Linked DNA regions of Homo sapiens: all the other regions are linked to region 1. Evidence: chromatin contacts called from ENCODE Hi-C data. All regions are on one chromosome and are shown on one strand. The core of a region is the stretch at or near the end of the contact, and the rest is flanking DNA. Distances in the headings are between cores, read along the strand shown. Region 1 holds the start of ZNF813 (zinc finger protein 813). Region 2 holds the start of ZNF480 (zinc finger protein 480). Region 3 holds the start of ZNF528-AS1 (ZNF528 antisense RNA 1).

Region 1 (3,318 bases), core at 424-2,923:
AGTAAGATGGCTACATACCAGGGGAGCGCATTTTCAAGGGGCTGGAGCTGGGCAGGGAAGAACACCCCATGTCACAGGATATGGGGAAAAGAAAGAGAAATCAGACTGTTACTTTGTGGATGCAGAAAAGGAAGACATAAGAAACTTCATTTTGATCTGTACTAAGAAAAATTGTTTCTGCTTTGAGATGCTGTTAATCCGTAACTTTAGCCCCAACCCTGTGCTCACAGAAACATGTGCTGTATTGAATCAAGGTTTAATGGATTTAGGGCTGTGCAGGGTGTGCCTTGTTAACAATATGTTTGCAGGCAGTATGCTTGGTAAAAGTCATCGCCATTCTCCATTCTCAGTTAACCAGGGACACAATGCACTGCGGAAAGCCGCAGGGACCTCTGCCCTAGAAAGCCTGGGTATTGTCCAAGTTTCCCCCCACTGAGACAGCCTGAGATATGGCCTCGTGGGAAAGGAAAGACCTTACATCCCCCAGCCGGACACCCGTAAAGAGTCTGTGCTGAGGAGGAGTAGTGAAAGAGGAAGGCCTCTTTGCAGTTGAGATAAGAGGAAGACTTCTGTCTCCTGCTGGTCCCTGGGAATGGAATGTCTAGGTGTAAAGCTGACCATTTCCATTCGTTCTATTCTGAGATAGGAGAAAACCGCCCTGTGGCTGGAGGCGAGATATGCTGGCAGCAATACTGCTCTGTGACTCTTTGCTACACTGAGATGTTTGGGTGAAGAGAAACATAAATCTAGCCTACGTGCACATCTGGGCACAGTACCTTTCCTTGAACTTATTCATGATATAGATTCCTTTGCTCACATGTTTTCTTGCTGACCTCTCCCCACCTGTTGCCCTGCTACACTCCCCTCACTAGGACAGTAAAAATAATGATCAATAAATACTGAGGGAACTCAGAGGCTGGCACTGGTGCCGGTCCTCCGTATGCTGAGCGCCGGTCCCCTGGGCCCACTGTCCTTTCTCTATACTTTGTCTTTGTGTCTTATTTCTTTTCTCAGTCTCTCTTCCCACCTGACGAGAAATACCCACAGGTGTGGAAGGGCTGGCCTCCTTCAACAGGACAAGCCCCGGGCACCTCCCCAACGTGGGCTCAGGGGAAGCCGTGACTGCGGAGGGGAGACCTAGGAAGCAGCAGGGCCCGGCAGGAGGAGGGAGGTGGGGGGGGGGGGGCGCGAGGGCGCCTTAAGACAAGGGTGGGGTCTGCAGGATCCCGGGACCAGACAGAGGACGCGGCCTTCCCGGGACTGGGGCCGCGGTTCTGCGCTCCACCGGCCGAAGTGGGCGAGAATCCACCCCTTGGGTGAGGACTTCAAAAAGCGCGGGGTGGGAGGAGTCAGAGAAAGGTTTAGAGCAGGAAAAATGCGCGATAGAAAGTGTATACATTGCCCTATAGCAGAAAGACCCGGGACGGGACCAGCCTCAGGGCGACCTTAAACACAAAAGGAAGCGACCCCCGGACTCTCACGGGGTCGTCTCAATTTGCTCTGGGTGAAGGAAGACGGCTGAGAATTTCCAGGTTTGTGGGGACCCCACGCCCCAGGTACAGAAGCGCCAGGGACCTGGGAAGTGCAGACCTAATACAACACAGAGCCAAACTCACGCGCTGCCGTGGGACCGTCACTCCACGCGATCCGCTTCCGGGTTTTCGCGAATCTGCGCGCAGGACAGAAGCCAGGCCTGGGCGGGACCTGGGAGGTGGGCGGGGCCTGACGAAGCAGGGGCGGGGCGAGAGGCGGAGAGACTTTGCCCTTTGGAAGGCGCAGAGGGCGGGGCCGGGGTGGGACCTGTGAGTCCGTCACCCTCGCTCCAGCGCCTGTTTTAGGGTTTTGGAGTCGAGACCGGCCAGTAAGGTTGAGGCACTATTCAAAAGCCCTGGAATTGTCTGGAACGGGGATGCAAACTAGAATGTGAAATGCAAAGCCCTGCCTGGGCGGAAGGTACGATTTCATGCTGACGGCCCACAAAACAAAATAGAAATCCTCCCCCTTTCTATTCTCCATTCACTCAGGAGGGCAAGTCCACCCCGTGCTCAACTTCAGAGATTTCCCTAAAGCCACCGCCATGGATGCGGGACGGAGTGCTCAGGCCAGGGAGGAGTGAGGTGACCACCTGCTGGATGGGGCGCCGGGGTGGGAGGGATGCGCGCGCGGGGGCAGGAGCCTGAGGTCCCAGCTACTCAGGAAGCAGCGGCGGGAGGATCGCTGAGCCTGGGGGTCCAGGCCAGCCTGAGCGACAAAGTAACACCCCCTCCCGCAGCGCTTCCTTCCTCGTCTCTTTTTTTCCTTTTTTTTTTTTAATGTTTTAAAATACAATTTTGATTGTGTGAGATAGGGATCCAACAGTATTCTTTTCCATCTGGATATTCAGTTAGTTGTCTCAGCACGTTTGTGGAAGAGATTTATTACTTTATTTATTTACTTATTTCTTTTGAGACAGAGTATTTCTCTGTCGCCCAGGCTAGAGGGCAGTAACGGGATCTCGGTTCACTGCAGCCTCTTCCCTCTTGGGTTCAAGCGATTCCCCTGCCTCAGCCTCCGGAGTACCTGCCATTACATTCGCGTGCCACCATGCCTGGCTAATTTTTGTATTTTTGTAGACGGGTTTCACCATGTTGGCCAGGCTGGTCTCAAACTCTTGACTTCAAGTGATCCGCCTGCCTCGGCCTCCCAAAGTGCTGGCATTACAGGCGTGAGCCACTGCACCTGGCCCAACAAATACTTTTTACTTCACTTTCCAATTGTTGAGAAAACATAATTGAAAACAAACAAAAAGTCTTCCCCCCAATGAGAAATCATCTCCACGACGACAATAGAGAAAGAAATTAAAACCATTTCATTAATAAATAAGCCTTAGGCCAGATTATGATGCGAAATAGACAAACAGCTAAGAGGTTGAAAAGAGAGAAAGAAACTTCACTGTTCTATACAACCCATTAAGTACATGTTTTCAAGATAAACACTAATCAGTCCTCAGGGAAGAGGACTTGACAACACCCTTGGTCACACATAGTTCATCCTGGCTCTACTTGGTAATGGAGGTAACCATCTGTGTCAGCTAAGTAGCTTCATGCCGAGGAGGGGAAGAAACCCTAACCCATGTTTTTTTGACAAGTGTGAGTTTTACAACATGGCGACAGGTGCCCTCTGTAGTGAGGCTCCTAAAATCCGACAGAAACTGATGTCAGCAGTAAATAATAAAATTTAGAATTTATGATTAAATATAGAGTTTATCTGAACACAAAGCATGAGGATAGCCACTGGCAAACATCAACTCCAAATGAATGGGATCAGCGTTCCATAGTA
Region 2 (3,318 bases), core at 416-2,915, 1.2 Mb after region 1:
CCCCCTTTATTTTTCCCCTAAGATTCTGCTCATTTTGAGCCCCTCTCTTCTCCTGATGTTTCTCCCCTTCTTCCTTCTATTCCTTCTCTTCCACCTGTTCTGCTCCATTCTGGCAACTTGTTTCACCCCTCTTCCAAACTTTCTGCTCAATCTTTGATCATCCCATTCTCCACCTATTTGTCTCTTTTTTTTTTTTTTCCCTGAGACGGAGTTTTGCTCTTGTCGCCCAGCCTGGAGTGCAATGGCGCAATCTCAGCTCACTGCAACCTCCGCCTCCCGGGTTCAAGCAATTCTCCTGCCTCAGCCTCCTGAGTAGCTGGGATTACACGCGCGCGCTGACGCCCGGCTAATTTTTGCATTTTTAGTAGAGATGGGGTTTCACCATGTTGCCCACGCTGGTCTCAAACTCCTGACCTCACGTGATCCACCCACCTTGGCCTCCCAAAGTGCTGGGATTACAGGCGTGAGCCACTGTGCCCGGTCTTGCCTCTTCCCCTGACTCTACTCCCCCTCTGCTCTCTCTGTTAAATCCCTTCTTTTCTGTTACACCCCCTTGTCCCCACTCTCTGGCACCCTGAGATCCCAGGCCTCCACCTGCTGTGGTTCTCCCTCTGCTCTCGTTGTCACCAGCTGACTCCTCTTGCTGTCCCAGCACCACGCTGCTCTGTCTGCCCTGGCTCCAAATCCCTCCCCCTCTCCCCCACTCTCAAACTGAGGAACTTCCCACTTTGCTGCCCCTCTCACTATCTTGCTGTCCTTCATCTCTCCGGAGATGGAACTTTTCTCTGCATTTCTCCAGTTGCTTTTTTCCCCCTGCTACTTTCTCGGCTTCATTCGCTGTCTCTGCAAATCCTCCATCCACTCTCTACTTTGCCATCTGCTTACGGCTCTCCCTCAATCTTCTTTTCTCCTTCAAAATTTTTCTCTTTCTTCTCCCTCGCTCTCCGTCTCTCTTTCTGCACACATTCACATGGAAGGAATTGGGATCCGATGTCCACAAGCAGAACACCTTTTCAGTGGGGTGTTATTTGGCCCGCAAGAACACTGGATGTCAAGAGACAGAGTAAGTCACCTCCCCACACGCAGGGTTAGGAGAAGCGGTGTCTGGGAAGAGGAGGCCTGGGGAGTAGCGGGGCCCCGTATCAAGGAGGGTAAAGGTAGGGTCTGGATCAAGAGATGGGTGGCGTCTGCAGAATCCCAGCACTGGGCAGAAGACGCGGCTTCTCCTGGATTGAGATTGGAGCGCTGTGCTCCAGGGCCAACAAAGGCGAGGCTTGGGGGACCGCATAGACCGGAATCCGCCTAGCGGGGGAGGACTTTACGCTGTGCGGGGCGGATGTAAGCATCACTGAAGGACTTGAAACAGGAAAACTCCGCGACAGGAGGTGACTACATGGCCCTGTGGCAGAAGGACGGGGGACAGGACCCGCCGCCGAGCGATTTAAACACACAGGGAAGCGACCGCCTGACTCTCACGGAGACGCCTGAATTTGGTCGGGGTAGAGGGAGCGGTGCGAGGATTTCAAGGTCTGTGTGGCCCCTCAGATCCCGGGTACAGAAGCGCGGGGGAGTTGGGAAGCGCAGATTAATTTACACAAAGGGAAACTCACGCGCCGCGGCGTGACCTTCACTCCACGCGATCCGCTTCCGGGTTTGTGGGAAACTGCGCGCGCAGCGGAGGGGTCCGAGCGGGGCGGGGGCGGGGGCGGGGGCGGGGGCGGGGGCGGGGGCGGGGGCGGGGGCGGGGGCGGGGGCGGGGGCGGGGGCGGGGGCGGGGGCGGGGCGGAGTGGGGCTTGCGCTTCCCTCCGCCTCGCTTCCAGTGCCTCTGTTTTCCGGGTTTTGCCGGGGAGACCTGTCAAGGAGACTGGAGCAACTCAGCTGTCTCGGAACTGTACTCTTGCCGGGACTGAGCAAAGTCGGCTAATGATTAGATCCAGGAAAATTCCTGCTATTAAAGTTAATCTTAAGCCGACCGTGCGGTCGGGCACCTGTAGTCCCGGCTACCCCGAAGACTGAGGCGGGAGGATCGCTTGAGCCCAGGAGTTCGAGTTTACACTGAGTTATGACGGCCACTGCACTCCAGCTTGGGCGACAGAGACTCAGTCTCTCAAATAAATACATAAAAAACTAAATTTAGCAATTTAATTAAGCCCTGGGATTGTCTGTGAAAGCGACGCAAGTTAATACATGAACTGCAAAGCCCTGCCTGGGCAGAATGTGCAATTTCATGCTGACGGCCCACAAAGCAGAATAGAAATCCTCTCCTTTTCTATTCCCTGTTCTTTCGGGAGGGACAGAGGTAACCCTGTGCTCAGCTCCAGAGAGTTTTCTAGTGACAGCACCAGGGGCATGGAGGGCTAAGGCCAGTGAGAATTTAGGTCACCAATTGTTGGTTTTAAAAAAGCATTAACCGGGCGAGGTGGCTCACACCTGTAATCCCAGCACTTTGGGAGGTCAAGGCAGGTGGATCATTTGAGGTCAGGAGTTCGAGACCAGCCTGGCCAACACGGTAAAACCCCATCTCTACTAAAAATACAAAAATTAGCTGGGCATGGTGGCATACGCGTGTAATCCCAGCTACTCAGGAAGCTGAGGCAGGAGAATCGCTTGAACCTGGGAGGCGGAGGTTGCAGTGAGCTGAGATTGTGCCACTGCACTCCAGACCAGGCAACAGAACAAGACTCTGTCTCAAAAAAAAAAAAAAAAAGTCAAAAAATATGTTAATTTAACATTCTCAGGATTTTAAAACTACAAAATGCTGATGAAAGAAATCAAAGACACCCAGATAGAGACATATACAATATCAATTTATTGATAAACTCAACATAGAAAAAAATGTGAAATTACCCCAAATTGATACACAGGGTTAATATATTTACTATCAAGGCACTTCGTAGATACTGACAAGATTATCCAAACAATTATGTAGAAAAGCAAAAAACAAAACAAACCAACAGAAATCCCAAAAAACCTGGAATAGCTCAAACATCTGAAAAAAAAGATAGAGCAGCATGCTCCCGGGAGGTGAAGGTTGCAGTGAGCTGAGATCACTCCATTGCACTCCAGCTTAGGCAACAAGAGTGAAACTCCATCTCAAAAAAATAAATAATAAAATAAATAAATAAAATAAAGATAAAGGGTTGGAATCACTTCACGTTACTTCAAGTCCTCTAATATAGTGAAAGCATTTTTTCCTTTTTCATATTTACAATAAAACGTTTATACCTGCCATTGTCTTGTGCATACTCTTGTCAAAAAATATTGTCTCCAAACAACAGTCTCATTTTTGTGTCCCCTAAAATTTTCACTAGAGTGAC
Region 3 (3,318 bases), core at 445-2,944, 1.1 Mb after region 1:
TTTTACTAGAGATGGGTTTCACATGTTGGCCAGGCTGGTCTCAACTCCTGACCTCAAGTGATCCGCTCACCTCAGCTTCCCAAAGTACTGGGATTACACGTGTGAGCCACAGCTCCTAGCCTCATGTGTTCTAAACAAATTTTATATTATAGAAAAATTAATATGTCACAATTCAATCATAATTTCCAATCAACTCACCACTCATCTGTAACCAGGGTCCCCCTCTTTCCTCACTACTGTTTCCCTGCCTCATTCTGTACATATCTCTCATTCTCATCTTTTTTCCTAGCTCTTTTTTTCTCTATTTTCCCCTAGGATTCTGTTCATTTTGAGTCCCTCCTCTTCTCTTTGTCCCATTCTTCCCTCTATTCCTTCTCTCCCACCTGTTCTGATCCATTTTTACAACTTGTTTCACCTCTTATTCCTCTTTCTGCCCAATCTTTCATTGTCCCTAATCTCCATATATTTCTGCCTCTTTCCTCCCACATCTCAGCTCCCCTTGGGGTCTCCCTGTTAAATTCCATCTTCGATATTACACACCCCTGTCCCCACTCTCTGGCACCCTTAGATCCCAGGCCTCCCCCTGCTGTGGTTCTCCCTGTTCTCCTTGTGACCAGCTGCCCCCTCTGGCTGTCCCAGCACCACGCTGCTCTGTCTGACCTGGCTCCAAATCCCTCCTCCTCTCCCCCCTCTGTCTGAGAAGCCTTCCCTATCTTGTTGAATTTCGTCTTTCTACAGACCCAGGTTTGTCTATATTTTTACAGTTACTTTTCTCCCCTGCTATTTTCTCGGCACCTTCTTTCACTGTGCCTCTGCAAACCCCTCACTCACCTTCTACTTTGCCTTCTGTTAATGGGTCTCTCATTCTTCATTTCTCTTTCAAAATTTCTCTATTTCCTCTGCCTCGTTCCCATCTCTTTTTCTCCACACATTCACAGGGAGGGGATTGGAATAAGATGCCCACTTCCGGAAGAGCTCATTTTCTGTGGGCTGGAAACTGGCTCGAGAGAACACTGGATGTCAGGAGACTGAAGTCACCCCCCACACTCGGGGTCAGGAGAACCGGTGGCTGGAAAAGGGAGGCCTGGGGAACAGAGGGTCCAGATTAAGGAGCAAAAAGGCAGGAGTGGGTCAGGAGAGGGGTGGAGTCTGCAGAAACCAGGTCTGGGCAGAGGACGAGGCCTCTCGTGCCCTGTTGGGGCGCTGAGCTCTAGGGGCAAAGAAGGGCGAGGCTAGGGGAACGGAGAGTGAGGATTTTACGTGGTGCGGGGCGTGTGTAGGGGTTACTAAAGGATTTGAAGCAGGTAAACCCCACGATAGGAGGTGTCTACGTGGGTAAATGACAAAAAGACCGGGCACACGACCAGCCTCCAAGCGATTTTAACACGCAGAAAGCGACTCCCAGACTCTCAAAGGATGTCTGAATTTACTCGGGGTGGAGGGAGCGGTGCCGGGATTTCAAGGTCTGCATGCCCCTCAGCTCCCGGGTATAGAAGCAGAGAAGAACTGGCTAGCCTAGACTTAACATAGACAAAGGGAAACTCACGCACTGCTGCGAAAACAGTTTCTCCCTGCAATCGGCTTCCGGGTCTACCGGAAACTGCGCTCTAGGCGTTCGCCCCCCGCGGTCCGCTTCCGGGTTTGCACGAAATTGCGCGCGCATCCTAGAGGCCGGACTGGCTGGGACCAGGGCGGGCCGGGACAAAGCCTGGGCCGGGCCTGCGCTTCCGTTCGCTTGACTGGCTGCGCTTGTTTTCAGGGTTTTGGTCTGAAAACGGATCTTACCTGCGCAGAGCAAAATCGGTTGTAGATTATATCCACGAAAATTCCTTCTATTAAAATGAATTTCAAGTCCCACCTACCCTGGAAGCAGAAAGAGAGAGAAGAGAGAGAGTAAAGAGAAAGAGAAAAGAAAGAGAAGTTGAAAAAGAGAAAGAAAACCAAGAAAGAAAGAGAAAAAAACCGAAAATAAATGGACAAGAAAGAAAAGTAAGGAGGGAAGGGAAGGGAGGAAGGGAAGGGAAGCTTTAGGAATTGAATTAACACACTTTGGAATTGTCTGTGAAGGGGATGATGCAAGCTAAAATGTGAAATGCAAAACCCTGCCAGGGTAGAATGTTCTATTTCATGCCAGTGCCCATAGAAGATAAATACTTTTCATTTATCTTCCCCATTCACTCTAGACGGTGAAGGTCAACCCTGTGCTCAATTCCAGAGACTTTCCTAGGGACATCGTGTTGGGCATGGAGGACTAAGGCCAGTGTGAAGATAAGTCACCGATTCTTTAAAAAAAAAAAGCCAGTAACTTATAAAAATAGCCATAAACGACGTAGTTTTTTGTTGTTGTTGTTGTTTTGAGACAGCGTCTCCCTCTGTCCCCCAGGCGGGAGTACAGTGGCAGGCACTCAGCTCACTGTAACCTCCGCCTCCTGGGTTCAAGTGATTCTCTTGCCCCAGCCTCCAGAGTAGCCACCACGCCCGGTCCAACTTAGTTTTTTAATACTTTTTAAAATTTTAAGACAGGGTCTCTGCCACCGAGGCTGAAATGCAGTGGCGCAATCATAGCTCACTGCAACCTTGACTTCCTGGGGTCCTGGGCAGGTGACCCCCTGTCTCAGCCTGCCGAGTAGCTGTGAGTAAAGGCCTGTGCCTCTCCACTGTGCTAATTTTCTACTGTTTGTTGCTTTGTTTTTAATAGAGATGTAGTCTGGTTTTGTTGCCCAGGCTGGTCTCCAGCTTCTAGCCTCAAGCAGTCTTCCCATCTGCTCCTACCAAAGTGCTCGGATTATAGGCATGAATCACCTTGCATGGGAGATAAGGACCCCCACATCAAGCCCTCAGGTTATTTTTGAAACACAAATACATAAGGCCCACAAGCAGGCCCATTGGCTGCAGACAGTGGGGTCACCTGAAGAACTTTTCTTTGATCTGAGTACCAACTTCTCACCTAGGTCACTGGGATCCTGGACTACGGCACTGCTCCAGGCAGGCCTGGTTATCCTGCTTGAGGCAGCAATCCTCTTGAGCCTAGTGAAATGCAACTGGCTGTACCTCAATGATGTTGCCCTGAGATTCTGCCAGTCGAGGTATTACTTCAATCTCCTGAGACCAGCCTCTACCTCCAGATCCAGGGAGGTCAGTGCACATGTAAATGGACTAGCTTTATTAAAGGGGATATCTGGGCCAGGCGTGGTGGCTCACGCCTGTAATCCCAATACTTTGGGAGGCCGAGGAGGGCAGATCACCTGAGGTCGGGAATTAGAGACCAGCCTGGTTAACATGGTGAAACGAAGTCTCTACTAAAAATACAAAAAAAAA

What was found. A loop is a pair of places that touch in the nucleus more often than their neighbours do. Pooled maps may share reads with other maps.
Region 2: a map of psoas muscle shows a loop between it and region 1 (8-fold over the local background). The contact joins the promoter of ZNF480 here to the promoter of ZNF813 in region 1. A Hi-C loop is called at or near these places in 3 of 168 maps with a recorded cell type or tissue (CD14-positive monocyte and psoas muscle) and 15 of 50 pooled maps.
Region 3: a loop to region 1 is called in a pooled map, with 12 times the contacts of the local background. The contact joins the promoter of ZNF528-AS1 here to the promoter of ZNF813 in region 1. A Hi-C loop is called at or near these places in 6 of 50 pooled maps.

What each region holds. Positions count from the first base shown.
Region 1 is chr19:53,466,088-53,469,405 of GRCh38, reverse strand. It overlaps ZNF813 (zinc finger protein 813), which reads right to left and starts at 1,673. Exons shown (of 4, transcript NM_001004301.4): 1 at 1,617-1,673. RefSeq lists enhancers at 329-891, 892-1,453, 1,390-1,629 and a silencer at 1,700-1,829.
Region 2 is chr19:52,295,516-52,298,833 of GRCh38, reverse strand. ZNF480 (zinc finger protein 480) reads right to left here and starts at 1,665. Exons shown (of 5, transcript NM_144684.4): 1 at 1,611-1,665. It overlaps ZNF766 (zinc finger protein 766), which reads right to left. Exons shown (of 4, transcript NM_001010851.3): 4 at 2,788-3,318. RefSeq lists enhancers at 1,434-1,483, 1,554-1,603.
Region 3 is chr19:52,396,133-52,399,450 of GRCh38, reverse strand. ZNF528-AS1 (ZNF528 antisense RNA 1) reads left to right here and starts at 1,694. Exons shown (of 7, transcript NR_125345.1): 1 at 1,694-1,989; 2 at 2,184-2,256; 3 at 2,699-2,841; 4 at 2,952-3,086. ZNF528 (zinc finger protein 528) reads right to left here and starts at 1,602. Exons shown (of 7, transcript NM_032423.3): 1 at 1,547-1,602; 2 at 832-1,084. It also overlaps a transcript of ZNF880 not described here. RefSeq lists an enhancer at 1,091-2,290.